3 separate regions of the Homo sapiens genome follow, and regions 2 and 3 are each linked to region 1. A link is a loop called in an ENCODE intact Hi-C map of the cell type or tissue named here. Cell type or tissue: GM12878. All regions are shown on one strand. Each heading gives the region's core, and the rest is flanking DNA. Links, peaks and the distances in the headings are about the cores only.

What was found. Hi-C counts contacts between places; a loop is a spot of excess contacts. Peaks named below come from ENCODE experiments on the same cell type or tissue, not always from the same donor. Only the 100,000 strongest peaks of a DNase experiment are listed, where the experiment ranks them.
Region 2: a loop joins it to region 1, with 2.3 times the contacts of the local background. A loop is called at or near these places in 8 of 110 quality-filtered maps.
Region 3: a loop joins it to region 1, with 6 times the contacts of the local background. A loop is called at or near these places in 35 of 110 quality-filtered maps.

What each region holds. Positions count from the first base shown.
Region 1 is chr9:68,578,236-68,589,005 of GRCh38, reverse strand. All of the region lies in intron 2 of TMEM252-DT (TMEM252 divergent transcript), which reads right to left. Among named protein-coding and RNA genes, the nearest start is that of LINC01506, 37 kb to the right of the region's middle. RefSeq lists an enhancer at 4,263-4,352. In GM12878, for the core only: a CTCF peak has its summit at 4,373 (motif pointing left); a DNase peak (open chromatin) is centred at 4,345.
Region 2 is chr9:68,638,903-68,649,672 of GRCh38, reverse strand. TMEM252-DT (TMEM252 divergent transcript) reads right to left here. Exons shown (of 5, transcript NR_187592.1): 5 at 5,223-6,080. Among named protein-coding and RNA genes, the nearest start is that of PIP5K1B, 61 kb to the left of the region's middle. RefSeq lists an enhancer at 5,684-5,763 and a silencer at 10,398-10,487. In GM12878, for the core only: no CTCF peak of the experiment used is centred there; DNase peaks (open chromatin) are centred at 5,522 and 9,002; H3K4me3 peaks cover 1,404 bases; H3K27ac peaks cover 3,143 bases.
Region 3 is chr9:68,840,121-68,850,890 of GRCh38, reverse strand. The region is part of intron 4 of PIP5K1B (phosphatidylinositol-4-phosphate 5-kinase type 1 beta); the gene reads right to left. Among named protein-coding and RNA genes, the nearest start is that of PABIR1, 65 kb to the right of the region's middle. RefSeq lists an enhancer at 2,895-3,074. In GM12878, for the core only: a CTCF peak has its summit at 5,703 (motif pointing right); DNase peaks (open chromatin) are centred at 2,944, 5,704 and 6,000; H3K4me3 peaks cover 362 bases; H3K27ac peaks cover 617 bases.

The DNA of each region.
Region 1 (10,770 bases), core at 1,102-9,101:
ACACCAATAATAGACAGAGAGCCAAATCACGAGTGAACTCCCATTCACAATTGCTACAAAGAGAATAAAATACCTAGGAATACAACTTACTAGGGATGTGAAGGACCTCTTCAAGGAGAACTACAAACCACTGCTCAGGCAAACAAGAGAGGACACAAACAGATGGAAAAACATTCCATGCTCATGGATAAGAAGCGTCAATATAGTGAAAATGGCCATACTGCCCAAAGTAATTTATAGATTCAATGCTAACCCCATCAAGCTACCATTGACTTTCTTCACAGAATTTGAAAAAACTACTTTAAATTTCAAATGGAACCAAAAAAGAGCCCGTATAGCCAAGACAATTCTAAGCAAAAAGAACAAAGCTGGAGGTATCATGCTGCCTGACTTCAAACTATACTACAAGGCTACAGTAACCAAAACAGCATGGTACTGGTACTAAAACAGAGATATAGACAAATGGAACAGAACAGAGGCCTCAGAAATAATGCCACACATCTACAACTATCTGATCTTTGACAGACCTGACAAAAATAAGCAATGGGGAAAGGATTCCATATTCAATACATGGTGTTGGGAAAACTGGCTACCCATATGCAGAAAACTGAAACTGGACCACTTCCTTACACCTCATACAAAAATTAACTCAAGATGGATTAAAGACTTAAATGTAAGACCTAAAACCATGAAAACCCTAGAAGAAAACCTAGGCAATACCATTCAGGACATAGGCATAAGCAAAGACTTCATGACTAAAACACCAAAAGCAATAGCAACAAAAGCCAAAATTGACAAATGGGATCTAATTAAACTAAAGAGCTTTTGCACAGAAAAAAAAAAAAATCTATCATCAGAGTGAACAGGCAACCTACAGAATGGAAGAAAATTTTTGTAATCTATCCATCTGACAAAGGGCTAATATCCAGAATCTACAAAGAATTTAAACAAATTTACAAGAAAACAAACAAACAACCCCATCAAAAAGTGGGCAAAGGATATGAACAGACACTTCTCAAAAGAAGACATTTATATGGCCAACAAATATATGAAAAAAAGCTCATCATCACTGGTCATTAGAGAAATGCAAGTCAAAACCACAATGAGATACCATCTCACACCAGTTATAATGGTGATCACTAAAAAGTCAGGAAACAACAGATGCTGGAGAGGATGTGGAGAAATAGGAATGCTTTTACACTGTTGGTGGGAGTGTAAATTAGTTCAACCATTGTGGAAGACAGTGAGGCTATTCTTCAAGGATCTAGAACTGGAAATACCATTTGACCCAGCAATCCCATTACTGGGTACATACCCAAAGGAGTATGAATCATTCTATTATAAAGACACATGCACACGTATGTTTATTGCAGCACTATTCACAATAACAAAGACTTGAAACCGACCCAAATGCCCATTCATGATAGACTGGATAAAGAAAATGTGGCACATATATACCATGGAATACTATGCAGCCATAAAAAAGGATGAGTTCATGTCCTTTGCAGGGACATGGATGAAGCTGGAAACCATCATTCTCAGGAAACTAACATAGGAACAGAAAACCAAACACTGCATGTTCTCACTCATAAATGGGAGCTGAACAATCAGAACACATGGCCACATCCTTCCCACAGGGAAGGGAACATCACACACTGGGGCCTGTCAGGCGGTGGGGGGCTAGGGGAGGGATAGCATTAGGAGAAATACCTAATGTAGATGACAGGTTGATGTGTCCAGAAAACCACCATGACATGTATATACCTATGTAACAAACCTGCACGTTCTGCACATGTATCCCAGAACTTAAAGTATTAAAAAAAAAGTTTTCTGACTATACACCCTAAGCTTTAGATAAATCTAAATTTCCTTAAAAGTTTGAAGGGCCTATGAATACAGAATAGTTTCTTACTAACGCAGCAGTGAATATACATTTATTATTTGGAAAATGGCAGAGAATCACAACTCTTATCTACCTCAACTGTTTTTAAACATTCATAGAAATTTAATCTGTTAATAATTGAGTTTGGGAAGGCTGGAGCACTTAGAAAAATGGACTATTTTAGTGTCACAGGTGAGACAAAGAACAGGCTGAGAAGCTCAAGAATCGCTGCATTCCTCTTACTGATTACAGAAAAACAAGAGATTCAGTGCTGCTAAAATTGGCTTCAGAATCATTTTCACGACAACCCATACATCATCCCAGAATTTCCTGAAAGAACATCTTTAGGTTATGATTGAAGTCAAGTATGATTCTTTCAAAGGTTTCCCTTTAAGAAATTTTATTAGTAAAAGTAAGGTTAAGAAACATATGTAAATATACAGTATATGTATAGTACATAGTATAGTATACATACATACATATAGTATATGTTTTGTTACTATATATACACTATATATATGTAGTAACAAAAGGAGTGTACTCTGATTCTCACCCATAATGTTTCTATAGATGTATCATTTTGGCTTAGATGAAAGCGAGCAATCAAAAAGATGAATCACTCTATCTCTTCCTTAAAAATAACTCTTTAAAGTGCTAATAAATGCTTATTTAATAAGTCTGTATATACATATATAAAATGGGAGAATAATATATTGAAGGAATTTGTGTTTATCTTATTAACGTGGAATGGTAAAAATTCTTTTAGTGTATGATAATAGTGTAAAAAAGTTCCAAGACTGGGTCTTTTTTAATACCAAAAAAAGATATAAAGTGCATGTGTTGGCAAACTTAAAAAAAAATTACACATGTAATACATGGTTGGGTAGATAAAATGTGAAAATACAGATAAACCAAATGGAGGGAAAAATGAGAAATATTTAATATTACTTATAATTGTACCATCCAGGAATAATCATTTTAGGATATATCTGTCAGACTTTTAAAAATGTATGTATACACACATATATTACACAAATGGGGTCATGCTGTTTTAGAACCTATTTTTTTAAACTTAGCAACATATTGCGACTGTCCATCTATGTCAATGTACTCCTCAGCATCATTTAAAGGAGTGGTCCCCAACATTTTTGGCACCAGGGACTGGTTTCATAGAAGACAATTTCTCCAGGGATGATGTGGGGGATGGTTTTGGAATGATTCAAGTGCATTACATTTATTGCACACTTTGTTTCTCTTATTATTACATTGTAAAATATAATGAAATAATTATACGACTCACCATAATTTAGAATTCGTGGGAGCCCTGAGCTTGTTTTCCTGCAACTAGACCGTGTCATCGGCGGTGGGGCGGGGGTGGGGGGGTGGGTGACGGGAGACAGTGACAGATCATCAGGCATTAGTTAGATTCTCATAAAGAGCACGCAACCGAGATCCCTTGCATGCGCAGTTCACAATGGGGTTTGCACTTCTATGAGAATCTAACATCACTACTGATATAACAGGAGGTGGAGCTCAGGTGGCAATGCCAGCAATGGGGAGCGGCTGTAAATACAGATGAAGCTTCGCTCGCTCGCCCACCACTCATCTCCTGTGTGTAGCTCTGTTCCTAAAAGGCCACGGACCCATACCGGTCTGCAGCCCGAGGGTTGGGGACCCCTGAAAAATGATCGCTTATTATTCCATGTTGAAGTACATCTTAAACCTTCTCCAATCCCCCACTACTGTCTATATAACAACCTGAAGTGTATCCATTCAAGGAATGTGTTCTTGGCCACAAAAACAGGGTGCTTGAAAAACAAATCCCAGCAGAATCATTCTTGTCCTTACGTTAATCACTACAGGGCTATTTTCAGAGCACTCCAGTGGAGCATACCGCAGTCTTCCAAAAGGGTCTTTAGGTGGTGCTATTGGATGGAACGGTTCCTTCGGAAGAGAGATGATTCATTTGCTTGGGGGTGGGGGGTGGGGGCACATCAACCCCGACTTGATTCCTCCTGTTATCTTTGGATATTCTGTATTAACTCCAATTCCCTCAAAAAGAAGTGGCAAGGATCGATCTTTAGCAGTTGTTCGTGACCTACATGCATTCTTGAAACAAGGCACACTTTAATAGGTTTAATGTTTCCTGCAAACTGTTGTGGATAGACTGAGCAGAACAAAATGCCTTTTCTGCTGGGTAAAGAGTACCTGGCACCCCCTCCCTGCCCCCCAATCCCCCCACCTCCCGCCAAAGTCACCTGCTTACGTCAGACCAGCCCTGATGCGATGGAAATGCTGAACTGAAGTGTGCTCCCATGGTTTGAAGAGCACATTTTTCACTGGCATCATGCACACAGGACAAAGCATGTCTCTTAGATGAAAGCATCTTTAAAATGACATAAACAAATACAAATTGGAATCTCAGAATGCAGTTTAAGGACCTCACTGCCCCCCTCTAGTGGTCATGTCGAGTTTCATCGGGTCTCTTGACCACAGACCGGGTCCTGTCCTAGGAATTCTGGCGCCCTCTTGTGGAGGGCAGGAGGAGGTCTTTGTAGACCGGCAAAGACCAGCGGGGCCTGCGTGAAAGATGCTAAAGACGAATTACCTCCTCTCCCTCAAAGATTCCCTAAAAGCAGAATCGAGTCAATTCTCATTCATTCTTTTAGGGCTGTATGTCTTTTAAAAATGCATTGCATTCTTTGCTGCCTGCTTGGAGTACAATGACCGACATTAACCATTTTCTCAGAGATTCAGATTTTTCCTTTTAAAAAATTGGCTCCGGCCCCATGAAAAACAGCTGTAAATGCTCAGAAGCTGCTGAGATCTGATCACAGTTCTACTTTTTTTTCCACTATGAAGCCTGCATGCGAACTCCCTGCAGCCTGCAATGCTTTCTGGGTTTTCATTTCTGTTTCCATTTTCACCTTTTCCCTCATTGTCTTGCTGCCAGTCTCTAACACCACTCCTGACCTCTTCCTTCCTTCTAACCTGCTGTGGGATCAGAAGTGAGGTAACAAAGCTTGCTATAATTCTAATTTATCAACAGAATAAACAGACCCCCGTCAATACTGGAAATGCTCTCCCCTTTGCAAAATACGAAATGTCTTTTCTAAATACACGCATGCCTTTTAGTGCCTATGTAATCCTTATCCAGTGAGTGGGAAAGAGTTAAAAGAATGAAAGTGTTAAAAAGAAATTTCTCTAGGACGGGCAGCTGATCCTGTGAGCGGGGAGCTTTGGAGGCAGCCCTGGTTTCTTTCTTTCTTTCTTTCTTTCTTTCTTTCTTTCTTTCTTTCTTTCTTTCTTTCTTTCTTTCTTTCTTTCTTCCTTCTTCCTTCCTTCTTTCTTTCTTTCTTTCTTTCTTTCTTTCTTTCTTTCTTTCTTTCTTTCTTTCTTTCTTTCTTTCCTTCTTTCTTTCTTTCCTTTCTTTCCTTTCTTTTCTTTTTTTTTGAGACGGAGTCTCACTCTTGTTGCCCAGGCTGGAGTGCGGTGGTGCGATCTTGGCTCACTACCACCTCCGCCTCCTGGGCTCAAACGATTCTCCTGCCTGTGCCTCCGGGGTAGCTGGGATTACAGGCGTGCACCACCACGCCCAGCTAATTTTTGTATTTTTAGTAGAGACAAGGTTTCCTATGTTGGCCAGGTTGGTCTCAAACTCCTGGCCTCATGTGATCCGCCCGCCTAGGCCTCCCAAAGTGCTGGGATTACAGGCGTGAGCCACCGTCCCCTGCCTGATTTCATCTTTGCCTCCTTGGCCTGGTTTCTGCTCCCTGGGCTGGAAGCGCTGTCCCCTGGTGGTGGGGAGGGCCGTGTGCTACATAGGACTGAGGTTTCAGAAAAAAAGTTCTGCAGGTGTGGATAAACAGAATGCTAAGCGGATATTGCCCAGGACAGCATAAGTGGAGGAGAATCTCAACCAGAGTCAAGGTTGTGTATGTCTGTAACCAAGGGTGCAAATGTCAAGGTGAGAAGTGGTAATGCGGCACCTGGAGATCGCGGCGGGTGATCCAGGACAGGGCAGTGGGAGTTAGATAGAATGGTCATGTTTTTTTTCCTAATAAGCTATTTATTTACTTTTGGCAAATAAAAATTGCATACCTTTACAGTATACAACATGATGTCTTAATGTATGTATATATTGTGGTATAATTAAATAAGTGGTTTAACATATTCATCACCCCCACATAGCTATTTTTTTGTGGTGAGAATATTTAAAATCTATTCTCTTAGCCATTTTCAAGTATGCAATGCATTGTTATTAATTATAGTCACCATGCTGTATAATAGATCTCCATAACCTATTCCTCCAGTCTAACTGAAACTTTGTACCCCTCTCAACTATTCTTGACCTCTGGCAACCACCATTCTACTCTACGCTTCTGTGAGTTTGACTTTTTGAGAGTCCATACACAAGGGAGATCAAGAGTGGTCCTATTTTAATGTGGTGCTGGCTTTGTTGCATGGAAATAGGCTGTTACTTGGGCAGAGACAGTGGGATGGGGGATATTTGTAACAGAAAAAGTTCTCAGATTGAGATGTTTTGTTCCTTAAGGAAATCATCTTCAGACAGGGCTCTCCTGTAGTGTTAAATGGAATCCTACAAAACACCAGTGTTCCATGAGTTGTCAGTAGGTGGTCTATAAAAATTATTTTCTATATTCAGGTAACTTTTGGCAATTACACACCATATGTGCTGAAAAGCTTGTTAACCAGCGCAGACCCATACTCTGCCCTTCTTCTCCCTGGACCCCCTGCCAGGTCACCTTGTTCTGGTTCCATCTCTTGATCAAAGGCTGTAACTTCAGTCAGGCTGACTTCTCTCTGGAGGGGTTTCTGGTACCCTGCTGGTGCTAGTGCTGGGGCGTTGCACTCCTCTTTGTGATTTCCCTATATCCTGCCCATACCTTTATAAACAATATTTTTACAAAACTATTCTCGAATTACCCAAAGTGAGTATGCCATCTCCTGGCTGACACACCATATGTTTCATTAGAGAAACGTGATGCCCAGTAGCATTTTAAAATACATTAATCATATTGGTTAATTTGTTCATAGTGGCCTCTTCTACTGGAACACAATCACAGTGCCTGGTGCATAGAAGGTGCTTGTCTTAGATGGGGTTTTCTTAGGAGCAGACACTTAACCAAAAATGTGGGTGCATATGATTTATTAAGGAAGTGCTTCCTGGAGAAACTGCTAAGGGAGTGGGGAGGCAGGGTGGAGTAGAGGAAGAAGCCAAGCAATTGAGCAATGCCAGGAGAAAGTCCCAGTCTCAGCCTGATCCCATGGGGCACACTGAGGCATAGCTGGTTTTTTTTGTTGTTGTTGTTTATTTGTTTTTTGACATGCAGTCTCGCTCTGTTGTCCAGGCTGGAGTGCAGTGGCCTGATCTCGGCTCACTGCAACCTCCACCTCCCGGGTTCAAGCAATTGTCCCACCTCAGCCTCCTGGGTAGCTGGGATTATAGGCACCCGCCATCATGTCCAACTAATTTTTGTATTTTTGTAGAGACGGGGTTTCACCGTGTTGGCCAGGCTGGTCTCGAACTCCTGACCTCATGTGATTTACCTGCCTTGACCTCCCAAAATGCTGGGAATACAGGCATGAGCCACTGTACCCGGCCTTAGCTGGCATTTTGAATGTCCCCTCCCACAACATCCGTCCATCATTGGTGGCAGAGACCAGGGACCCTAGGGTGGGTCATAAACTCCCAGGCACTTCAACTCTCTAAATGGACAAAGTAGCTTCAGTAGCCACAGTCAAATCTCTGAAAGAGGGCAAAGCTGCAAGTAGTTAGCTTCAGAGCCCACAGAAGCTGGGGTGTGGGCACAGAGAACCAAGGGGGAGTGGGATCTGGGAAGGTTTCAATGGTGTCTCCCAAAGCTCTCATCAAAAAGTGAATTCATGAATGAAGACCCCCAAAACTTCCTTTATATAGAAAAATCTGATTTTTTTTTTTTTTTTCCTGATACAGAGTCTTGCTCTGTCACCCAGGCTGGAGTGCAGTGGTGTGATCTCAGCTCACCACAACCTCCACCTCCTGGGCTCAAGTGATTCTCATGCCTCAGCCTCCTGAGTAGCTGGAATTTCAGGTGCATGCCACTATGCCCGGCTAATTTTTGTATTTTTTAGTACAGACAGGATTTTGCCATATTGGCCAGGCTAGTATCAAACTCCTGACCTCAAATAATCCGCCTGCCTTGGCCTCCTAAAGTGCTAGGATTACAGGCAGCTACCATGGCTGGCCCCAAAAATCTAATTTTAACACATAGGGCATTACTTTTTTGTTTTATATTATGTGTATTTACATCCCAATTGCCCAATGTTCTATTGACTACATTTTGGTAAAGAAACATTGCTCACCTAGAAAGCTAATTTTTCCTTATTTAGGCCGCTGGGTGTATCAGTCAGAATTCTCCAGAGAAACAAAACCAACGGGATATATATAAAGAGATATGGGCCGGGTGTGGTGGCTCATGCTTGTAATCCCAGCACTTTGGGAGGCCAAGGTGGGCAGATCACTTGAGACCAGGAGTTCAAAACCATCCTGAGCAACATGGAGAAACCCTATCTTTACAAAAAATTAGCCACAGATGGTGGTGCATGACTGTGGTCCCAGCTACTTGAGAGGCTGAGATGGGACAATCGCTTGAGCCTGGGAGGCAGAGGTTGCTGTGAGCTGAGATTGTGCCACTGCACTCCAGCCTGGGTGACAGAGTGGGATCCTGTCTCAAAAAATAAAAAATTACAAAATAAAGAGATGCAAGAAAATATTCGTTATGGAAAGTGGCTCATGTGATTATGAAAGCTGAGAAGTCCATGATATGCCATCTGCAAATGAGAGACCCAGGACAGCCAGCGGTATAATTCGGCCTGAGTCCAAAGACCTGAGAAGCTGAGGGGCTGCTCATAGAAGTCTCTGAGGCTGAAGGCTTAAGAACCTGGAGCTCTGATGTCCAAGGGCAGGAGATGAATGTCCCTGTCTCCAGGAAGCATTTCCTCAGTAAATCATACCTTCACATTTCAAGAGTGTGAATTTTCCCTTCTCTCACCTTTTTGTTCTGTTTGGGCCCTGGATAGATTAGATGGTATTGCCCACATTGATGAGGGTAGGTCTTCTCTACTCAGTTTATGATTCAAATGCTAATCTCTTCCAGAAACAACACCATGACAGACAAACCCAGAAATAATGTTTACCAGCTATCTGGGCATCCCTTAGCCTAGTCAAGTTGACACATAAAACTAACCATCACACTGGGGTTAGGGCAATAGACCCTCTCATGCCTGAGACAGCAGGACTGAGTCTGTTGCCAGAGTCAGAACTTCTAAAGAAATGGAATACCCAGTGCATTACAAGTGTAATATGAGAGAGAGAAAAATGTCATCAGTAAGGTCATGAACCTAGCATGCAAGTGGACGAGAGAACCCCAGGCCTCACTAATAAGGAGGTGACCAAAGAGGAACTAGGACCCTGGAGGTCCTCAGGCAGCTTGAGAAGGTGATCATGGAAGAGGCAGGAAGAAGAGATCAATGTTAGATATCTCTGTGAGGAGCAGGCACATCGGCAGCAGTAATAAAGAGTCTACAAAATAATTTTTATGTCAGTAAATCTCCTGCATGATGACGAAGAGAAGGCATGGACATATAAATGAAAATTCAAAAACTCAGAATAACGTGATAGCTCTGTCCCCAGTCACTCATGAACAGAGAGATACTCATCACCTACTGGCCCAGGGGAAGGAGTAAACATTAAAAACAGAATCACCTTCATTCAGAGTGTTTAATTCAAATATGTAGGACTATTTGGTAGAAATTTTGTAAGTTTGCCTACATGAAGTGATAATGTTCAAATAATCCTTTTTTTTTTTTGAGATAGAGTCTCACTCTGTCGCCCAGGCTAGAGTACAGTGGTGCAATCTCAGCTCACCGCAACCTCCACCTCCTGGATTCAAGCGATTCTCCTGCGTTAGCCTCCCTAGTAGCTGGGATTACAGGCACCCACCACCACGCTTCGCTATTTTTTTTTTTTGTATTTTTAGTAGAGATGGAGTTTCACCATGTTGGTCAGGCTGGTCTCAAACTCCTGACCTCAGGTAATCCACCTGCCTCGGCCTCCCAAATTGCTGGGATTACAGGTATGAGCCACCGTGCCCAGTCAATACTTTTCTTTCTTATGTCTCTGTTAAAGGACCTTCAACATAGATGGTAATGTAGTAGAAATATATGTGAATACAAGGGATGATCGCATATCACTCCATTTATCCAGTCTAGACAATCAACTATTGGCAAACATTATTACAGAAATTATACCCTAAAATAATATCCTGGTATACAGACATTGTTATGAAAATCTTGTGTGTTTTGAAGTCTTAAAAACAAACAAGGAAACAAAAAGTAGTACATTCTGATTCTCAACTATGGGCCCAGGGTTGAGAATGGAATAAAGGCACTCTGGAAGGCTGAGATGCTGCAGTGTGTGATGTTCCAGAAGGGAGCCCGGGCCATTTCCTTTCTGCCATATTTGAATCCAGAAGGTCTGTATGCTTCATGTGTCCTTGCAGTGGACAGGTGCACATTGAATTAAAAGGATTAAGACCAGAACTCATCTAACCCTTGTCACACTCTTTAAAGGAAGCATAAATAGAAGCCCTGACCACAAACTTGAGCTGGTTTCTATGGTTTGAAAATGTACAGTTAATCCAGACTATTATTATTTCTGAGCTTCAACCACTAGTAGTAATATGCTATCACCAAGGGAAGTTTGACCTTTTTATAGCCCAACCTATAAGTGTGAAATAAAAGGAACTGAAAATGAACTCAACCCATTAACCACTTATTAGGCCCTATGGTTTGCCTTGCTCTGCGTTTGGGGAGAGTGTTATGGG
Region 2 (10,770 bases), core at 1,119-9,118, 61 kb before region 1:
TTTGTTGAATGGATGAAATGATAGTTAAACCTTACCAGTCTTTATTTTGGCCCTTAACCTTACATCCAAAACAGATTTCAAAATCAATTATGAAAACAGGCACAATCATATTTTAGGAATAAAACAATTTCCCCAAGCCATTTTAGGAAGAAAATGAGGATGAAAAGGTAAAACAACACAAGCATCTTGGTGGGACACAGCTGGGAGATACGCAGATTTTATGATTGGAAAGGGTTTCACAGGAGGGTGGATGGCTACGATCACAGAAGAAATCATCTCACCTTCCAAATCATCAGTAGGGATAAAGTGGAGCTGGAGATGCCATCCTGCTTTCTTCATGCTCTTTGTATTTCGAGGACTAGTGCTTTTTGGGCTGAGCTATTTGAGCTGCTGAGACAGAAACTGAAATGCAGGCTACCCATCAGCACACACAGCTGCTGCTATCATCCATAGTCTTGAGAGATGGGCAGGTTCAGAGGTCTGGGCAGGCCACACAACAACCAGGGCTTACCCACTAAGGTTAGATGACTTCTCTTCCTCATTACCCATAGGGTAATATGCAGTGGCTCAGTGGCTCTCAGGATAGTCACAACTCTACTGTGTTGCCCTTGGTAAGCTGGAAATTATACCCTTGTTGACATGCTCTGCAGGCTGCTGTTAAAAATGCCAAACAGCAAATTTATCCACTGCTAGGTTCTTAAAGAAACAGATTCTCTTTTCTTGAGGAGCCAATAAAACAGAGGTTCTCAAAGTGTGCCTGAACCAACAGCATTGACATCACCTGGGATCTTGTTAGAAATGCAAATCCTTTGACCCTATCCCAGACCTTCTGAATCAGAAACTCTAGGCCTCCTGAATCAGAGACCAGCAATCTGTGCTTTAACAAGACTTCCAGGTGATTCTGATGCATGCTTAAATTTCAGAACCACTTTGCTAAGGGATTAAGGTCAGGAGAATCAAATTGAATACAGAATACAATATCTGAGGGGCAAAGCAATGGTGATGTTGAATTTCTTTCCTAGCTGGTCTTTCCTTATTGCTTGTTGGAATATGTATTTTGGATGGCTATGGATCAGTTGGATAATTCTCAAAACTGTAATTTGCTAGTGAGGCTCAAGATTTAAATGAGAGAGAATGAGGTCAAAAACTCTGGTGACTACTTAAACAGATTACAAGGGACTGATTTTATGTTGAAATCCTTGTTTGAAAAAGATTTGTCACTATTTACATACCTTATATAGTTGTTGTAGATATGAAAATGGGATAATTTATATAAAGTTGTTTTTAAGCCATAAAACGTTATGCAAACATTAGTGTAAAGTTATGGAGTTTTGGTAGGAGAGTGGGTGAGGCAAGAGAGAATGAAAGGGCCTGATATAGGTTATGAAAAAAGGGACTTGAGGTCCCTATTCACTCATTTGACTATTTTTTCTTTTTTGCTTTTCTTTTTTTTTTTTTTGAGATAGTCTTGCTTTGTCGCTCAGGCTGGAGTGCAATGGCGTGATCTCAGCTCACTGCAACCTGCACCTCCTGGGTTCAAGTGATTCTCCCACCTCAGCCTCCTGAGTAGCTGGGACTACAGACGTGCACCACCATGCTCGGCTAATTTTTGTTTTTTCAGTAGAGACGGGGGTTTCACCATGTTGGCCAGGCTGGTCTCGAACTCCTGACCTCAGGTGATCTGCCCACCTTGGCCTCCCAAAGTGCTGGGATTACAGGTGTGAGCCACTGTGCCCAGCCCATTTGACTATTATTTAGTGGGCATAGGATATATACCAAGGACTGTGCGAAGTGCTGGGAATAGAATGTTGAACAAAAACAGACATGGCCCTTGCTTTCATAAAGCTTAAATCTAATAAAGGAGGCAGATATTTATCAAATAATGACATCAATAAATATCTAATTTCTAAACCTAAGGAAAATATTCTGAAGCAAAAGAATATAGTTCCATGACAGCACAGAACAAAGGAACCTATTCTAGATTGGTGGAAACGGGAGTGAAGAGGAAAAGAGGGAGGCTCAGGAGGACTTCCCTAAGAAAGTCCTGCTCTAACTGAAATCTGAAAGATGAGTAGAGGTAAGTTAGGTCAGGCTGGAGGATGAGGGGTTGGAGAGGAAAATTTATAGACTGAGAAAAGAGTGTATAAAGGCCCTGTGCAGAAATGCAGCATGGGGCCAGGTGTGCTGGCTCAAGCCTGTAATCCCAGCACTGTGGGATGGTGAGGCGGGTGGATCACTTGAGTTCAGGAGTTTGAGACCAGTCTGATCAACATGGTGAAACCCTGTCTGGACTAAACATACAAAAATTAGCTGGGTGTAGTGATGGGTGCCTGTAATCCCAGCTACTTGGGAGGCTGAGGCAGGAGAATTGCTTGAACCCGGGAGGTGGAGGTTGCTGTGGGCCGAGATCGCACCACTGCACTCCCACCTGGGCCACAGAACAAGATTCCATCTCAAATAAATAAATAAATAACATAAAAAGAAATGCAGCAAGGTGCATTCGAATTAAAATCAGGCCAATGTGGCTGTATTGAAGAGCATACAGGTGACAATGGGGCAAGAAGCAGCTCGGGAGGTACAGCAGAGACAAGACTATGTAGGGCCTTGCAAATCTTGTGTGTATCAATTAGAAACTGACTGCAACTCCCAGTGCCAGAAATCCAACTGGTGAATATAATATGTAAAGATTTTGTTCTCTGGCGTAGAAGCAGCCCAGAAGTAGAAAATCAAGTCTTGTAGCATGGTTTCCCAAGTCATCGGGACCCATGCCTCTTTTATCTTTCTGCCTTACCATTTCTGGTTCTAGCCTCCTTCAAGGTCTCAAGATGGAGGCTGGAGTGCCAGTCATCACAACCATATTTCAAACATGAAGAACCCAAAGGGCAAGGATAAAAGGACTTTCCTGGGTACTCTGTTTAACAACTTCTGCTTATACCGCACAGGTTATTTATTCCTCTCTGTAAAGGAAGTTAGGAATTATCTTTTTGTTTATTTGTGTCTGAGATATATTGCTGTCCCAATAACAGAAGATTTTTGGGAGGTAGAAGGAGAAAACAGATATTGTGGAAAGGCTGTCTTTGCAACACAGTGTTAAAAATTTTGATCATTTTCCTGTGATCCATAGGAAGTTATTGGCAAGTTTTAAGGAAGGACATGGTGGGACTGGCTGCAATGTGGAGAAAGGAATTGGGGCTGGGAAAGCAGAGTGAATGGAGAGAAAACTCAGGAGAATAAAGAGATGATGGCAGCTTAGATTGATGCTACAGTGACTATCCTATGGTGATGACTATGGAAATATTGGAATCAAGATTGTTTTGAGAGACATTTAAGAAATGAAAGAGATAGGTCCTAGTGATGAATTAAGTATGGTGAGTGAGGGAGAAGAGGGCATCAAGAATGATATATGCTGGATGGATAATGGTATCAATCATTGAGACAGAGAACAAAGGAAAAGGAGCAGTTTTGCTGAGGAAGATCATGAACTTGGTCTTAAGCAAATTGAAGAGGAATGCCTTCCAAATGGAGATGTGGTAAACAAATAATCGGGCTTCTGGGTCTGGAACATGGAGGTGTGGTCTGGGCTGGAGATGTAAGCTGGTATCACATAACTGAAATCATGATTGATAATGATTGTCAGGATAGAGTGGAGTATACAAAGTGAGAAGAGGGTCTAGGACTGAGACTTGGGGAACTTCAATATTTAATGGAAGGTAGAGGAGAAAGAGGCAGAAATGGAGACAAAACAGGAGCAGTCAGAGACTTGGAAGGAAAACCAAGATGTAGTATCAGAGGCAACAAAGTCCAAGCAAGAGGGATTGTGCCCATTGTCAGCAAGAGGGTCAATGAGATAAAGACTGAAAAAGTTTTTTGGATTTAGCAACATGGAGACCACTAGAGATCTTTGTGAGGGCGACTTGGTGGAATATTTGGGCTAGAAACCAGATTGTAATGTGCTAAAGAGTGAGGCAGATTTGAAAAAATGGCAGCAGTGAGTACATAATTTGTTAAAAGACTGGCTCTGAAGGAAAAGAGAGAGATACAGAAGTGGCAAGAGGGAAAACATGGCCCTTTCCATATTATTTTGTAATATGGAAAGGCCTAGAGTGACCTAGGGCTTCATTACTTGTGGGAAGGACCCAGCTGAGAGGAGAGAAGGGGTAACTGATACATGGAAAGTTTCTGGAAAGGTGGGAGGATATGGGAAAGGTGGGAGGATAAGCACAGGCCGTGAGGTGACCCTAATGAGGTCTAAGCGATGGTATAGTGAGAAGTGCAGGAGAGATAAGGATTTGAAGTCAGAAAGTAGGATATTGCAGTTCAGGATAACAATTTTTCATCTCACACTTTCCAAAGTACTAATATACTATCTTGGGGGAAATGAAGTCATACAAGTGTATAATTTTTAGGAAATGTGCAGATCACGTTAAGGTTGTCACAAATGTTAAGCACTTCCCTTTCATTTTCTCTCTCTCGGGTATCTAATTCGATGAGACCTCAATAAAATAATGTAGTAGGAGTTAGGATTTACTAAGCCTTCTTGAGAGCACGTAATCCTTCCAACATCCCTGTGAAGTAGATGCTATTATAGTCTCAATAGTAGAGATGAGGAAATTGAGCTTTAGAGGGGTTAAGTAACTGGTCTGAGGTCACTTGCTATTCTGTGGTAACAGGATTCACAGGATTCAAAGCTTTATCTGAGGCATAAGTTCTGGTGATCTATTGCACAGTGTAGTGACTAGAACAATAATGGATTGTATATTTCAAAATTGCTGAAAGACTAGATTTTAAATGTTCTCATCACAAAAAAATGAGTATGTAAGGTAATGTGTATGGTTAATTAGCCTGATTTGATCATTCCACAATGTATGCATGTATTGAAACATCACATTGTACCACATAAGTATATACAATTATTATTTGTCAATTTAAAGTAAAATTAAAACATTTTTAGAAAGCTTTATCTGCCTACTGCAGGATTCTTTGCTGCCGTGCTGGGCTACATGCCTCATCAGAAAAGACGCTGATAGGCAAATCCACTCAGACATAAACTAGTCTGCAAGGGAGGCAGGACTTCCCTGAGGTAAGATTAAAACCTGTGTTTGTGGCTTGGAGGTTATCACAGCAACATCCCTTAGTAGAAGGTTATCTCTTCTTAAAGTATCACAGTGTGAATGAAACTTATTATAAAATAGGGGAGAAAAGCAAGAGAAATGAAACAAGAAATACCACCTCAAAACGCAACAAGTTTATTTAAGGTTAATCTACGCAGAGAGACAATTGTCCATAGAACCTTAAAGTACTCAGGCAAATATGTAGCAGGTGGGATTTCCAAGTTGCTGCTCTGGGATTTCCAACGTTTTACTGTGCAGCCTGAGGGCAAGTTTCTTTGTTGACTGTGTACTTCTACTTCACCACAGAGTACTTCATTTTGATCTGCGCTATGATATTTTTCAGAGAGTTGCTTATTTCAGGGAAATGCCATATACAACGAAGAGACGTCCGGAAATACTTTACATCAGATCTGGGCAGTTTCCCTGAGACAAAATGGCTGCCCACAGGGTTTTCACAGGGGCGGGTCTTTGGTCATTTTTAATTGACATCAGTGAAATTTGACCCGTGGCTAGAGGTCACCAGGATGTGTGCTTGAGTTTACTTCCCCTTCTTTAAGCTCCAGTGACTCCACCCAGCAAAACAAGGGATGGAATGATTGACATCTGTCTGCCAAGGGCTCTCCTGGGAACTTCAGGAGCATTCTATTTCTAGGAAGAAAGCAAGACTCTAGGGTCGGGATTTTCCATTACTGCTTCTGGAAATCTAAGAAATGCTTTTTAGTCTCTCTTCTTCCCTTCTTCTATTCCACCGAAAATAAAAACTTTCCCCCAAACCTATAAACCGTGAAAGTAAAGAGATAACACAAACAGACATTTTTGTTGACGTTCCTTCTTCTTTCACTTCAGCTTCTTCGTTAGAAGCAATTCGTGGCCTTTGAAGGTTGAATCAGGAAAGTTAAAGGACTGTAATTATTCAAAGTGTACTTTTCTTCTGGGGATGCTTGGGGGTTGACTTTGGGGTTCCACGGCCTGGAAATTTAAGGCAATAAAGAGCAAATGACAGTGACTGCCTCATGAAAAGTTTGCTTTCTCAATGCTGTGACAGGAGCTATAGAATAAAAAAAATCCTTGCATGTCATTTATTCATAATCTTATGAAGTAGATTATCTTTGCCCTATTTATGTTTCTCACTTTAGATTATTGGGGAACAGCCTGAATCCAGGGAGGGTGATGTTTCTGGCTTCTTGCCTTATAACTAACTTTTTAGCAACTCCCAGTTTCTTGATTTCACTAATCTTTCCCAAGCCTTAAAATCTCTTTATAAGATATTGAACTTTAACTGACAGCAAGTATATTTGAAGATAGGGTTGGTAGAAGAAAAACAGAACTACACCGTAATTATAACTATATATGCATATTAACAATGGCCTACATATATTTTCCAGCCATTGGGCTAAGCTCCTTATAGGAATTACCTCTCTATAATTACCTTATAGAATTCTATAATTACCTTATAGAATTTACAGTAATCCTATAAGGTTGGTACTATTATCATCTCTTTATTTTCTGCTGAGGAAACTGAGATTTAGAATGATTGAACAGCCATTGCAAAATTGTAACTGAGACGGTGAAAGAGATCTGACCTAACCAACTCCATCTCGCTTCTAACCTCCAAGCTGTCCTTGTTCATTCCTGGGCATAGGCCGAACTAACTTTGGGAGAAACAGTTTATAGTTTAAAACAAAGATGATGACAGCCCTTTCCCAAAACAAACCTCCTTTTTGCCTGGGGACTAGACTGCCTTTGTAGGACTGAGAAATTAGCCACAAGGTTAAAAATTATGATTTAGAAGTCATGCAGCTGGAGGCTATAAAATTCTGACCCTCCCTAAACTTCTCCTAAGATTAGTGCTTGAGATATTTTGCAGCCCCTGCACTTAATGGATCATCTGGCACCACCCAGATCGATAAACTGGCTCATCTGATCTTGTGGCCCCCACCCAGGAACTGACTCAGTACAAGAAGACAGCTTTGACTCCCTTGCTTTCATCTCTGACCAATCAGCACTCCTGGCTCACAGGCCTCCCCCTACCCACCAAGTTGTCCTTAAAAACTCTGATCCCAGAATGCTCAGGGAGACCGATTTGAGTAATAATAAAACTCCCATCTACCGCACAGCCATCTGTGCGTGAATTACTCTTTCTGTATTGCAATTCCCCTGCCTTGATAAATTGGCTTTGTCTAGGCAGCAGGCAAGGTGAACCCACTGGGTGGTTACAAGTAAACCAAAAAAATTAATAATAGGAATTCCCTATTCTTGACAGTTATGCTATCTTGCCCCTAGGAAATGTCACTTGTTAGGCATGAATTGCCAAGCAGAGAAGGAAGATGGCAAAGTTTACAGGAAGGAAAAATGTCAAGGCTCCTTTCACCAAACAAGGAGATCCTGGAACCCAAAGCTGGAGACAACTCTGTATCACATCCTTCACATCCCACTCCAGGCTTTCAAACATAAAATGAGAATTGGCCAGTTTAAGGATTCTAGAATCCACAAGACTCTATAGCTTCAGTTGTCCCCCTCATTCATGAAGTCATACCCAAGCGCTTAGCTCTCAGGGATATCCACTCCGGTGATTTTCTGCAGCACTCTCAAGGAATAAAGCTCATAAAGAAATTCCTTATAGTGTTGCATAGCACATTTTGGGTTTTTGTTTTGTTTTGTTTTAAGATGGAGTCTCACCCTGTCACCCAGGCTGCAGTGCAGTGATGCAATCTTGGCTCACTGCAACCTCCGCCTCCCGCGTTCAAGCAATTCTCCTGCCTCAGCCTCCTGAGTAGGTGGAATTATAGGCGTGCACCCCACACCTGACTATTTTTTTTTTTTTTGTATTTTTACTAGAGATGGGGTTTCACCCTGTTGACCAGGCTGGTCTTGAACTCCTGATCTCAAGTGATCCACCCGCCGTGGTCTCCCAAAATGCTGGGATTACAGACATGAGCCACCACACCCAGCCATAGCATGTTTGTATAGTTACTGCATTTCATCGCCACTAAACTTTGTGAGGTAGGCTAGGGCATACATTAACTTTTATTTTTATTATTTCTTTTCTGTAGACATGGAAATTGACCCCTAGAGAGGTAAGTTAACTTGCCAAAGGCACTGGACAAATTTGGGGTAGTGCTGGGACCAGTACTCAGGACCTTCAGCCGTAAGACCTGATTTGTTCTATGACACCATGTCCCTCCCGTCAGCATCAAGAGATGTTTGTCCAGAGCCTGGGAGGTATAGGCCTTTGAGCAAAGCTCTCTGGATAGGAAAACAGATGTGGTCTCCACCCTGGGAAGGATTTCTATTTTCTTTGGGAGATGACCCTTATTCTAATCCAATTACTTACCACACAAATAGTTCATTGGTTTTTTGGAAATATATTGCAAGCACAATCAAGTTTATACTTCTTTTCTGTGCCCCCAGGGATTTTATACATTGCCCCACACCCAGCAGGTGCTTTGTGTGTTGGTTCAATGAAGCTTACATTAGAGACTAAGAGTGGCAGTTTGATAGAAAGAGTGGAGACATTGGAACCTGGTCTGTGTTCACGTCCTGCCTCTGCACTTTCTGGTTGTGTGACCTAGGCAGGCATCTGACCCCTCAGTGCTTCAGGTACCTCAACTATGAAAGGAAGACCTTAGTAAATACCACACAGAGTGATGCAAGGACTGTGACATAATACAGCTATGGTCTTGAGTATACTACCTGGCACAGAGTAAGGAGGCAGGAAATGTTCACTATACTATTATTAGGATGTGTACCTTATCATCTTCCTAATACTTTCAGCTTGTCATTGTTGAGCCTGCAAAGTTTCCTGTATGTATTTCAGCACATGCTTCTGTAGAATCTAATTGCAGGTGGTTCTCTTTTCTTTTCATTCAGGCGAGGAGGATCATCACATTCAAAGCTATAGTTCAACCAAGTGCAACTTAGCACTGTAACTTCCTTAGCTACAGTCATGCCTATTAATAGGATCAACCTGGGACCTTCTTGGCAGGTGTCAACTCCACCCACAACCAAGTTCACCAAAAACACAAGTTAAATTTGGAACAGGAGGCTTTGAACAAGATGCCCCTGGTTGCTACATGTGGTACTCTTACCCTAAATGCAGTGGCTAGGGGAGCTGCATTTTAGTGTTACGATACTTCCGATAGGACCAGCAACTGCTAGAAACTGCTAGAATCCTATTCAAAGGATTCCTGGAGCTCCTTTAATAGAGCACATTAGTGTGGACCAAAGTCATTTCCCAAAGAGTGGGACCCCCTAAGCCCCCTGTGCCAAAGTTGGACACAAGGGCTCATAGAGTCCGTCTGCTATCTCACAAGATGCTTCTGAGCCCAGATGATTTCAGCTCAGTAACGTCCAATCTGCCTGCTTGTTTTCCCTTCTGCTTTCCCCAAAGCAGCCTCAGAAAAAAGGAAATGTTGCCTGTGTTGAAATGGGGCCTCTGTTGGAAAAAATAAAACACAGTTTCACTGCAGGTCAGCATACTCAACCCTACACTCTCCTCGTAATGGAATATAAAGCAATGAAACTCTTTCGGGTTCATTACTTGGAACTCTATCAATTTGTCTCCAATTTACTCATTCCTTTGATTCAGGTAGGAGAGAGCAATGATGGCCTTGACTTCCAGAGTCACCTCCCACCTGGGATTTCTCAGGCCCAGAAGCACACTCCTTTCCATTGCTTTAACTCTTAATTCCTCTCCCCTGCCCCACTGCATAGAAATTAGCATGAGTAGACGTGTCTATCTCTACTGTGAACTATGTACTTAGCATAAAATACCTTTAAAATAACTTGATAGCAGCTCAGCTGTCTCTGGAAATATACCCAGTTGAGCCTTTTAATTATAAGATGTTTGTTGTTCCCCCGGTATTTGAACAATTGCTTTTCTAATTTCTGAACCTACCTGTAGCTATATTTTTTGAACTCTTAGGATATGCTAGGCTCTGCACTATCTGATTTAAACCTGACAAAGTCTCCATGAAGTAGGTATGACTGTTATACCCATTTTACTGTTAAGAAAAAAAAAGGGAAATTAAGTAACCCATAATGCTAACTTTTCTGCCTCAGTGCCTCCCTGTTATAACAGGCTGTGGGCTTTTTTTTTTTTTTCTTCCTCTCTCTCTCTCTCTCTCTTTTTTTGGTTGAGACGGTGTTTCACTCTGTCGCCCAGGCTGGAGTGCAATAGAGCGATCTTGGCTCACTGCAACCTCCGCCTCCCAGGTTCAAGCAATTCTCCTGCCTCAGCCCCCCGAGTAGCTGGGATTACAGTCATGCGCCACCACGCCCAGCTAATTTTGTATTTTTAGTAGAGACGGGGTTTCACCATGTTGGTCAGGCTAGTCTCAAACTCCTGACCTCAGATAATCCACCCACCTCAGCCTCCCAAAGTGCTGGGATTACAGGCGTGAGCCACCACACCTGGTCGGGCTTTGTTCTCTTTACGGATGAAAGCACCTTGAGGGTGGGGACCAAGGCTTAAAACTCTGCCGAGTTTTCAGTTGCATCCCTATTACCAGGTGGGAGTTTCACAAATGCTACAATCAGTCCAGTTCTCAACAATAATTTATACAAAGTGCATATCTATTTAGAACTTTCTGGGTTTGAAACTTAGTATCAATCCCTGTGGAGTACACAAAGGAAGTACATCATCTATTTGGGGGGTATT
Region 3 (10,770 bases), core at 980-8,979, 260 kb before region 1:
ATTATAAATGTAACACAGTATAATATCCTTAATACTATTCTTACACACTAGGGAAGAATATTTCATTTGTCTGTGTATTCAAATAAAAATTGTTATTTATTTGATATAAATATCAATTTAGATTCAATAGATTAAAATAAGACAGGATTGACTTTTCATCCTAGAATCAACCAAAATAAAATTTGACACAATCTTAGCATGTTTGATTTCCTGGTAGAGGACTTGTTATTTGAAAGGTTATATATTAGTTCAGTGCTAAGCACTGTTTTGGGGGAAATAACACAATGCTTATAGCGGATGTTACTGGTTGTCTGCAGCATCTATTCTCTTCTTACTTAGCAGTTGTTCTTCAAGAGGCTTGACTTTACCCTCAGGGACATCTGGCTGTGTCTGGAGACAATTTGGGTTGTCACACCTGGGCAGTGCTCCTAGCACTGATTGGACAGAGGCCAGGGATGTGCTAAACATCCTACAATGCACAGAACAGCCCCCCTCAACAAACAATTATCTAGCCCAAATGTCAATAGTGCTGAGGTTCGGAAACCTTGTGATATAGTAATGGATTTCAACTGGGTATTTTGCCTGGTTCTCTTTTAGGTAGGTATCATCACATTACTATTTTCTGGCTATTGAGCTGGGACAGGAAATGATGTGTCCGACTCCTAGGTCACGTCCTCACCAGGAAGGGGTGTGCTGTGTACAGATGTGATGGACAGAGATGAAGTAGGCTTCTTTAATCGCTTTTGTTAGCTATACATTGAGAATGGTAGAAAAACAAGATAGAAACCTAGGCCCCTGAATACCCTGCAGAGGCAAGTAAATGACCTCTGCACTTCATGCGTGTGAGAAATAAACTTCAACTTAGCTTAAGCCATGGTCATTCTGGTTCTTGTTTTGATCTATATTCCAAGCGCATATACCCTATGGACCTATAACCAAATGCTTTTTACCTGAAAAACAATATAGGCTCAAAAATATATCAGACTGAAAGATAAATATCCATAAAGATACCATTGCTCAATTTAGAAAGGTAAATTGTAGCCCATGCTCATTGAGAAAAAGTTAAAAAAAAACTCTTAACTACAGAAAGTAAAACACCAATGTGCCCTTCTCACACTTATTCTTGAGGGTTAACTACTGTCAACTGTTTAGTGTGTGTTTGGGGCTTTTTTCTCTACACACTGAAAAATACATGTCTGTATACACGCATTACAGATAAAAATGAGGCTGGGCGTGGTGGCGCATGCCTTTAATCCCAGCACTTTGGGAGGCCGAGGTGGGTGGATTGCTTGAGCTCAGGAGTTCAAGACCAGCCTGGGCAATGTGGTGAAACCCTGTCTTTACAAAAAATGCAAAAATTAGCTGGGTATGGTGGCTCTTGCCTGGGGAGGCTGAGGCAGGAGGATTACTTAAGCCTGGGAGGCGGAGGTTGCAGTGAGCTGAGATCGTACCGCTGCACTTCAGCCTGGGTTGACAGAGGGAGACCCTATCTCAAAAATAAAAATAAAATTAAAATGAGACTGTACTATTCATACTTTGTTTCAGCTTGCTTTTTTTTCCCCCAAATACTATGCTTCCATCTATACAGATCTCATTATTTGTAATGGTTACATAGATTTTCATAGCTTGTATGTACCACAATTGTTTTAACTACTCTCTTATTGATAGACACTAGGGTTCTTGTTCTCTCTCTTTAATAGAAAATAATGTGGTGATGAATATCCTTGTTCATATACTCCTATACATTTATTTCTTGAATATTTCTTCAGCTTTGATTCCTAGAAGAACTGATGAGTTAAAAAAATGCACATTTATACTTTTGGTAGGTACTGCCAAGATGTCTTCTACGGATTTCATCAATTTACATACTCACCAACAGAGTGCTGTGTAAGAATGATTCTATCCTCATACTCCTACCAATACCAGTATCATCAATATTGTTAACTTTTGCCAGTCTTGTTGTTTTAGTCTCCATTTTCCTGATCACTAGTGAGACAGATTCTCTTTTTGTGTATTAATTGTATTATTTGCTCTTAACTTTATAATTTTCATTTTTTTATGGTTATACACTAATAGTCATGTTCAATTATTTTACAGCAATTAAAGTTAAACTGCATTTGTAAAATAGTCCCCATGGAAGCTCTAAAACAATAAAATTTCCATGCCTTCTCTTAAGAGTTTTGATTATTAAAATTGTATGCTCTCACAGGGCAGAAACTATAGCTATTCTTTATCATCTACCAAATAAGGTTCTTGTTTATTCCTTTTTATAATAAAATTTTACACTTCTCTAGCCTTTTTCATTTAAAATTTAAAATAGTCCTTTAGAAGAATTTACACCCATATTCACAATTAAATATATACTTTTGCAATAACAAATAAGGAGTGTGTTCCCTAATTGGCTCACTGGGATGCTGGACTCTTGGAGGAACATGTAACAGCAGCTTGTGGGTGAAGTGGGGGTTGAGAAACACACCTAGGCAGAAAGATATGGAGAAACTGCAATTGTGCCTGCCTACCTATGTCTTTTAAAGTCTTACACTGTAGGGCCAGAAAGGACCTGTAAGATGGGCTTCCCTGAAGTAAGAAATGATCAGGTATCTTTAGGTGGAATCTTTTCACATTACGGTAGTACCTTTCTTGCCATAACTCCACTCACTCTTCTTTTGATGGGGAATGAATGGAATATGTTCATGGCTCTTTTCACCATTCTATTAGCTAGCTGGCCTTTCCTGAGTACTTACTGTAGTCCAAGCCTTGTACAAAATTACTTACTCTTGATTTACATAAGATGAAACTGGCCCAGAAAGACAAATCAGCTTATCCAAGGCTACACAGTGAGGAGGTGGCAAAGCTGGCCCTTGAACCTAGATCTGTTAACCCTGAGTCCATGCTCATAACTGTCATACCTGATGTCATAACCCCACATAGAATTACAGAAATAGCAGCTTTGTAGTTTTGTGTTTCAGTTTAGCACAGGCCCAGCTAAAATATGTGGCTACTCCAACTGCTTGTTTATTGGCTACATGGGCCTGTTTCCAAGCAATACCAAGCCAGCTTCTACTCTTTTAATTTGCATTCTCCTTTGACTGGCAAATCCATGGTTAACTCTTTGCCCATAGGTGTGGAGATGGGTCAGGGCCAAAGTCAAACCTCTGCTCTACAGAGTTCTCCAGGGGCATATCACAGCCCTCTGCCATGTCAGGTGCACAGACACATGGGCACTAATTGAAAAGGTGTCCTATATGGGGCCAAAGTGGAAAGGTTTCACTATAACATTGGGAATCTTTAGAATAGGAATTAGAATCTAGGCTGTTTACCAGCTTTAAGTAAAACAAGATTAGGACAACCAACCTCCCCTCAAAGAAACCCTCAGCAACCTCCACCCTCTCATCCATCCCTTCTGGCCTAATGTTATCCCCACCTACACACACACACACACACACACACACACACACACACACACACACACACACAAAACCACTGCTGTTGTTGCTGATTTAGGGAATGAGAGGGGATGATTATAACTCCCTTAAAAAGGTGGAAACCAGCATGGAAACTTAATATACTCTGGAAATATCAGTGGCATACAAGATCTGGTTGTTATCTTTTACCGCCTATCCCAAGAGACTGCAAACCTTTCTTTTTCATCCCACCAACTGACCTCTTCAGTTTTAAAAAGAAGAATGTATTTAGCTAAGGAGGGGAAATAAACCAGCATCTCTCAGTGCTCTGATAGTGTTCACTGGGCCACTCGTCACTATTCTGCAGTTAATTAATTCAAGAGATAAATCTCTGACTTCATAAGACAGGAGGACTTAATTGCTATCCATTTACCCAAACAAAAAGAAAAAAATAAAAATGAAGCTTCTTATTGGGGTAGGGATCACTGGATGTTTTTTCCCACTTGTGCCTCAATTTTGGTCCTGCAGTTTTTTTCTTGATATATAAAAGACATAATGAGGACTATAATAAATGGTAGTGAAACAGGCCTAGAAGAAATCAAAATAGTTTTTCTCTTCCTTTCAAATCTCTACCAGTTTAATTCTTCCTCCTCTTAATTTTCATAGTAAGCTGTAAGGGTTGATGATAGGGAATTATACATACATGTATTATATCACAGATGTCATTATCTATGTTAGAGGAATAAATAACATTTACGAAATAGAAAAGCAAAGCTCAGGGATCCAAGGTTTAGAAGGAAGAAAGGGGCAGGGTAACTGTTGCTAAATGAGATGGAATCATACATAGAACAAAAACACTTTCAAATTGACGATGCAGTGATTTTATAGACTGACAGTGAGAGGCATCACTTGCTGTGACTTGCTGTTTACCAATCTCAAATCATTTTTCCATATGCCAGCCCTAAACACTCCTTATAGAATAGATCCAGCAGATGTAAGGACTAAGGAATGACATCAAGAAGGGATGAGGAAAATGGCTTCTCTCTAAATTCATAAGAATTTAGAGGCCAAGCTGTCTTTTCTGAAAGAGTGGGGGTGAAGACATCCCTCCTTTAATAATTGAGTTATTTTAAATGACTGGCATAGCAATTGTTTACAGTACCATGTGCTTTGTAGTTCTGGCCATATTTCTGGAAAACCACAGAAGAACAATGCCAAGAGAATTTTAAACAAAACAATCTGAAACATTAATATCAGTATTTACCTAAAGGGGCTTTAAAATTTAGAATGTAGGTGTTTCCTGGGTAGAAAAAGACTGGTTTTGAGTATTTGAAGACTCTAATGCAATGACTTCCATTGAGATATTTTAATACACATATATTTTATTGTGTTAAGTGCTTATTTTGTGTAAGATTAAGTTATTTGCAACATTTATTTCTCACCATAACCCGTATATTACCCCCACAGATGAGGAAACTTAAATTCAGATGGATTGTACATATGAAAGATAAATCCTAGATCATGTTTTACAAAAAGACTATTAAATGGAACTCTTCCTAAATGTGTACATAGACTAACATACACAAAGTTCATTTACATGTTTTTCAAGAATCTCCATAACCTGGGTAAAGCACTGAAGGTGGGGGATAATTTTGAATATTATGCATACTTTCAAGTTGGGATTAAGCATTTTTTGTCCATGTAACCTCACGTTTCAAGATCTAGGATTACATTGTAGTCAAGATGCTATTTTCCCCCCTACACACTTTCTCTTTTAGAACAGTGGAATACAGTTTCCAAAATCCTCTATTTCTGAGCCCTGTACATTTAAACAAATAAAACAGCCACGTTAGGCCTTCAGCTTCTCCCACCTGCCTGCAGCTCCCACGCTCCAAACTCACTGGCTTTTCCTCCCTGGCCTTCGGGATCCCTATCCTCCTTTCCTCATAACCTTTAAAATTACTATGTTTCTCCTGTTCCCGGAGGCCAGGATCAGCCCTTCCGCAAGGAAAGCAACTAAGGTCTTCGGAAGAGATGCACTCTCCTCCAAAACCCAGCTGGCTACCCAAGCTGCAGATAGGATGAAAGAGAACCCCCACGGCTCCACGGCTCTGGCTCTAGGCTTCTAGCTCTTCTTCTACCAACCAACTTTTTGACCAAAGGTAGAAAAAGAGAAGTATTCACAGACAATGACTGTGGTCCTGATTTCATAAGCCCCACCATATTAATTTACAAACATGGACAGACATTTGGGATCACCAACACGCAGCACAATCAGTTTCAGGCTCCTTCTGCCACCAGGGGGCTGTGAGACTCTGAGACAGCTTCATTATAGCACGGGGGCTCACTTTCCTCCTCTAGAAAATGAAGGCAGCTGGCTTAGAGAATTGCCAAAATTTCTTCCTCCTCTAAAATTCTACACGATATACGACTTTCTGATTTCATTTATTTTTCAGTATAGGTGGTCACTGGAAGCCACTTGTTTTGTATGATTTAACATATTTCATTCCACCATTTTCTAGATGTCTGTTTTTTTTTCCCTCCCACTTACAGTTGCTGCTCTAAAAATGCAACAGAAAGTAATTGTATTTTGCCTTCTTTGGATTACAACTCTTAGAGACCGATACTGAGAAAGGAGAACAGGCAGTCATTTTTCTCACAAGTGGAGCAGGAGGAAGCAGCCTTGCTTCACCCATGTGCAATTTCCAGGAGTACCAGCTGGGTAGAGGCTGGGCTGCTGCTTATTTCTGTTTAGTCCTTTTCTCTTGAACTCTGAGAGAGCGTTATTAAATTGTTTTGGTTGTTGCCCAGGTCATAAAAGTTGGTGTCAGAGCTACCAACAAACACCTTTGGCTCTCCCCCATTAGATCTCCCCCATTGGATCTCCCCCACTGGATCTCCCCCATTGGATCTGGCCACCAGACTCGGACATCTTTCTGGGCTGTCAGGTGATGGGCCTGTTCTCAGCAGGTTTCCAAGAACCCCTTGACTTGATCCCAACAAGCCAGTCTTCTAGTGGCCCAGTCCCAAATGCACGATTATTGGCTCCTGCTGCTACAACACAAGTGGAAGTGCCCGATGCATAGTTGATTGCTCAATAGAGGGCTGCTTCCTTCCCCCTTGGTTCCCCCTTCCCAGGCATGATTAGAGGAAACTGTGGTGGGTTTCTGCAGCCCAGACCTCTGACCCCACACTCTTTCCAACAACGCTAACCTATCTGCCATCTAACTACAATGCCTTGCTCAGAGCTTAACTCAGTGTTGGCTGAATGACTGAGTAGATGATATTGAATGAATGAAGATCATCTCAATGCCAAGCTTCCATGAGCCTATGGACACATAACCCCTACTGTAAGGCCTCTCTCTTGTTTAGGCCCTGCAGCAGCCAACTTTCAAGATGTACACAAGTAATCAGTTATCAGTCTAAAAATGTTTTGTTCTCTTACATGTTTCTTGAGTCCGTTGCACAAAAGGCCTGGCCAACTACTGACTTTATCTTCACCTCCAGTATTCTGTGCTTCCTCTAACAACCTCTGCCTGTCTCCTGAGCCACACATCCAGCTTCCCCTCTTCCCAGGCCCATGTTGGCAGGGCCCGTGTCTGTGCAGAATCCGTTCATCTTTCTCCCAGTACGAATATCAGATACTTGGCTCCAGAAGGTTACAAGAAGGGTTGCTTGGAAACAGGTTGGCTTGTAAAAGAAACCTGGCATGGTATATGGCTGAGGGGAATTTTCTACAGTCTCGTTGGGTAAGGAAATAGGTTTTCCCAACAGGAGTAGAGTGGCTCACTCTCCGAATTTAAGTGAGTGAAAGAGGCCTCAGTCTCCTCCATTTACCACCACCAACCGGGGCTGCCTGACAGAGGGATGGGTGGTCCTGATGCTGGACTTCCAGTTGCTGATACTTAACGGGCTTGCCTGGTTATGATGTGTGGCCATGGAGGGGAATCACCTTGCCATCAGCCCTACACAATAAGCATGATTGGAAATACTTGTGTCTGTATCCCATGATATAATTTCTTTGGAATGTAACCACCTGGCAATGGGGAAAACCCCCAAATATGGAAATTTTTTTTCAAAAATTTAAAAAGGAACAAGGAAATACAAATCATTTTTACTACATTGGTCTGTGAGTAGAACATGGCGCTGAGGGAAGGCTCTAGCAGCCTCCTAGTCATTTCCTCCCTCCTTGGACTCTTTTCCTTTTTCAGACACTGCTGCCATAGCGGTCTTTGCCAAGACTTGTCCATGCTGAGGCCCAATTCCTCCCCTGGCATAGGGTTCCCTGACTGGGGCTGCTTGTGTAAAGAATGGATCAGGGTAAGGCACTCCTTAGTTCTTTGTATTCACAATCACCTTTAAAAATTCTATGTTTGGTTATCTAAGCTTTATCAGGACCCCAAAGAAAAACAATACATAAAAATCCTCAACCATAGGACCCACAGACGTGAAGGGCAGAGGGAAGCTGGTTTTTAACTCTGGTCACTGAGAACAGAGATCTGAGACAGCAAGTGTGGAAGCAATACTGGGACCACCTTGGCTCACTTCAGTTCACAGACTATACCAGGTATGTTTATTCCACAAGCCAAGCTGTTTCTAAATTAATCAACTGTCTATATAGCCTTCAAAGCCCAGTATCAGATAAGTCATAAATTCCTGTAGGCCAGGATTTCTCAACTTTGGCACTATTGACATTTTGGATTCGAGACTTCTTTGATGTGTGGAGCTGTCCATTGTAGGATGTTCAGCAGCATCCCCGGTCTTTACAAATGGTGCCTGTAGCACCACTTCCTCCAGACATAAAAACCAAAAATACCTGCAGACAGTAATAAATGCCCTCTGGAGGGGTGGTGAGCAAAATCAGCTCTGGTTGAGAACTAAGACTTTGTCTAAGTGCAAAACTCCCATACCAAGGTACATCCCCCTTCTATCTATAGGTGGAAGTACAACATCAATGCTTGTTGTCTGCATATATGCTATCCACATCAATGGAGTGTCTCATATTGTAGGTGTGTCAAGAATAATGCTTTAATACTCCACAGTTTTAACTCACATTTTGTTTCACCAAGCCAAGTGCAAAACACTTGAAGTGATATTACTATTTTTAAAAAACAACCTTGGGTAATTTGGAAAAGAAAGTGCACTTGCTGTTGCTTTTGTCATGATCCTTGTCTTTAAAAGTGCTGCTGGTGCAGTGTGTGTACCACTGTCCACCCTCCCTGCCTGTCCACCCTCCCTGCCTCCATGGACACATGTGCACGTAGGCACTCACGCAAAGGCTACTGTGTCCCACAGCAGATGAAAGCCGGGTTCTCAAGAGTAAACCAGGCAGGGAGTATATTAGCCATCCAAGCATGAGAAATGCCCAAGTGGAAACCAACATGAAGGCATCTTTGGGGCACATGGTTTGATGGTGTCACCCCAGTGAGTCCATCAGAAGTGCTGGAGATGAGTGCAGTGGGCTGAGAAACGCTGAGGGCCAGGGCCCAGGACCTGAGCCACAGTGTGGCTTTCTGCACTCAGCATACTCTTGGACAAGGGACTTAAGGTATTTGGGCCTCTGTTTTCTCGTATGTTAAAGAACGGTTTTATCAGAGCACTTCCAACTCTAACAGTCTAAGTTTCTAAGAATACAATGCAGAAAATGCCACTTCCACCCACCCTACAATCCTTCTTCTTTCTAAATTAATCATTTCTGCTATTTCCACCTCAAATGATGGTCACTATTCTCAATTCAACAGAAACTGCAAAAAACACACAGAATATTCAATTACTTTCAAGAAAAAAGGTCTGTCTAATCCTGTCATCAGAAATGATGACTTTTATTCCTTTTTTTTGTCCCAAGTTAAATCTCTGTGGATAGCTAATGTTCCATTTTCAAAGAACTATTAAAAAATCCATCTAAGTTTATCCAAACTGTGGGACGAAAGATGGAAAATACCAGTCCCATGGTACACATGAAGTCACTGGCCTATTTATAGCTCTCAACTGTAACCTAGGGATCACTTGACTCTATACCCCACGTAGAGATTTTCCATATATCATTTCCTTCTTCTGGACATGCTTCATAAACATGATCTGCTTCTGTAAACACCAAAGAAATAATATAGCAAATGGTTCTGTGGGAGATGCATAATAATCCAGGAAATGAAGGGGGCCACATCGTCTCCAGCAGTGAGTTCAAAATTTGATTTTGAAAATTCTGTTCAAACATGAATTGCTTCATGTTAACAGTAGTAACCTGAGCCACATTTGCTTTTCAGTCACAACGTGTTGCATTTGAAGCCAGGTTCATGTTTATGTCCCAGAAAGTGATTTCTTATTTATGTAAGTTGATTACAGGGAGACTTAGGTATTGAAGGTACATTTATTGAGCACATCGATTTTATGGAAGGAGTGAAGTAGAAAAGGGAAAGAGAAGAGGAGAAGGAAATACAGACCTGAGACAGTGATGTCTACACCTCAGGATCACAGTTGGTATCTACTGAGAGTACCAGACAGACTGACAGTAATGACAAAGGCATAACAAAGAGCTGCAGATGCACAGAGGAGGACATTGTGAAATTATATGGTGGCAGACAGAACAATGTCTCCCAAAGATGTCCACATCCTAACCTCTAGAGCCAGCAAATATGTAACCTTAGAAGGCAAAATATAATGTTACTTTACAAGGTTGCAAATACGATCAAGGTTGATGAACAGCTGATCTTGAGTTAGGGAGATTGTCCTAGACTGTCCAGGTGGGCCTAATGTAATAATATGGGTTGTTAAGAGTTAAAAAAAGAAGAGGCAAAGGAGCGGGTGAGTGAGACATAATGTAAGAGGGACTCAATCTGCCATTGTTGGCTTTAAAGGTGAAGGAAGCGGCCATGAGCCAAGAAATGTAAGTGGCCCCTGTGGAAAAGGCTTCTCTCCTAGAGCCTCCATAAGGAACACAGCCACACTGACACCTTGATTTTAGCCCAGCCAGAAGAATACTAAATGTCTGTTCTACAGAACTATAACATAATAAATGTTTTTAAGTCCCTAAGTTTGCAGTAATTTGCGACTGCAGCAATAAGAAACTAATACATATAGCAAGTGTGAAATATTTTCTTTTTTTTTTTTTTGAGATGGAGTTTCATTCCTGTTGCCCAGGCTGGAGTGCAATGGCGCGATCTCAGTTCACTACAACCTCCGCCTCCTGGGTTCAAGCGATTCTCCTGCCTCAGCCTCCCAAGTAGCTGGGATTACAGGCATGCGCCACCATGCCCGGCTAATTTTTGTATTTTTAGTAGAGACGGGGTTTCACCATGTTGGTCAGGCTAGTCTCAAACTCCTGACCTCAGGTGATCTGCCCGCCTTGGCCTCCCAACGTGCTGGGATT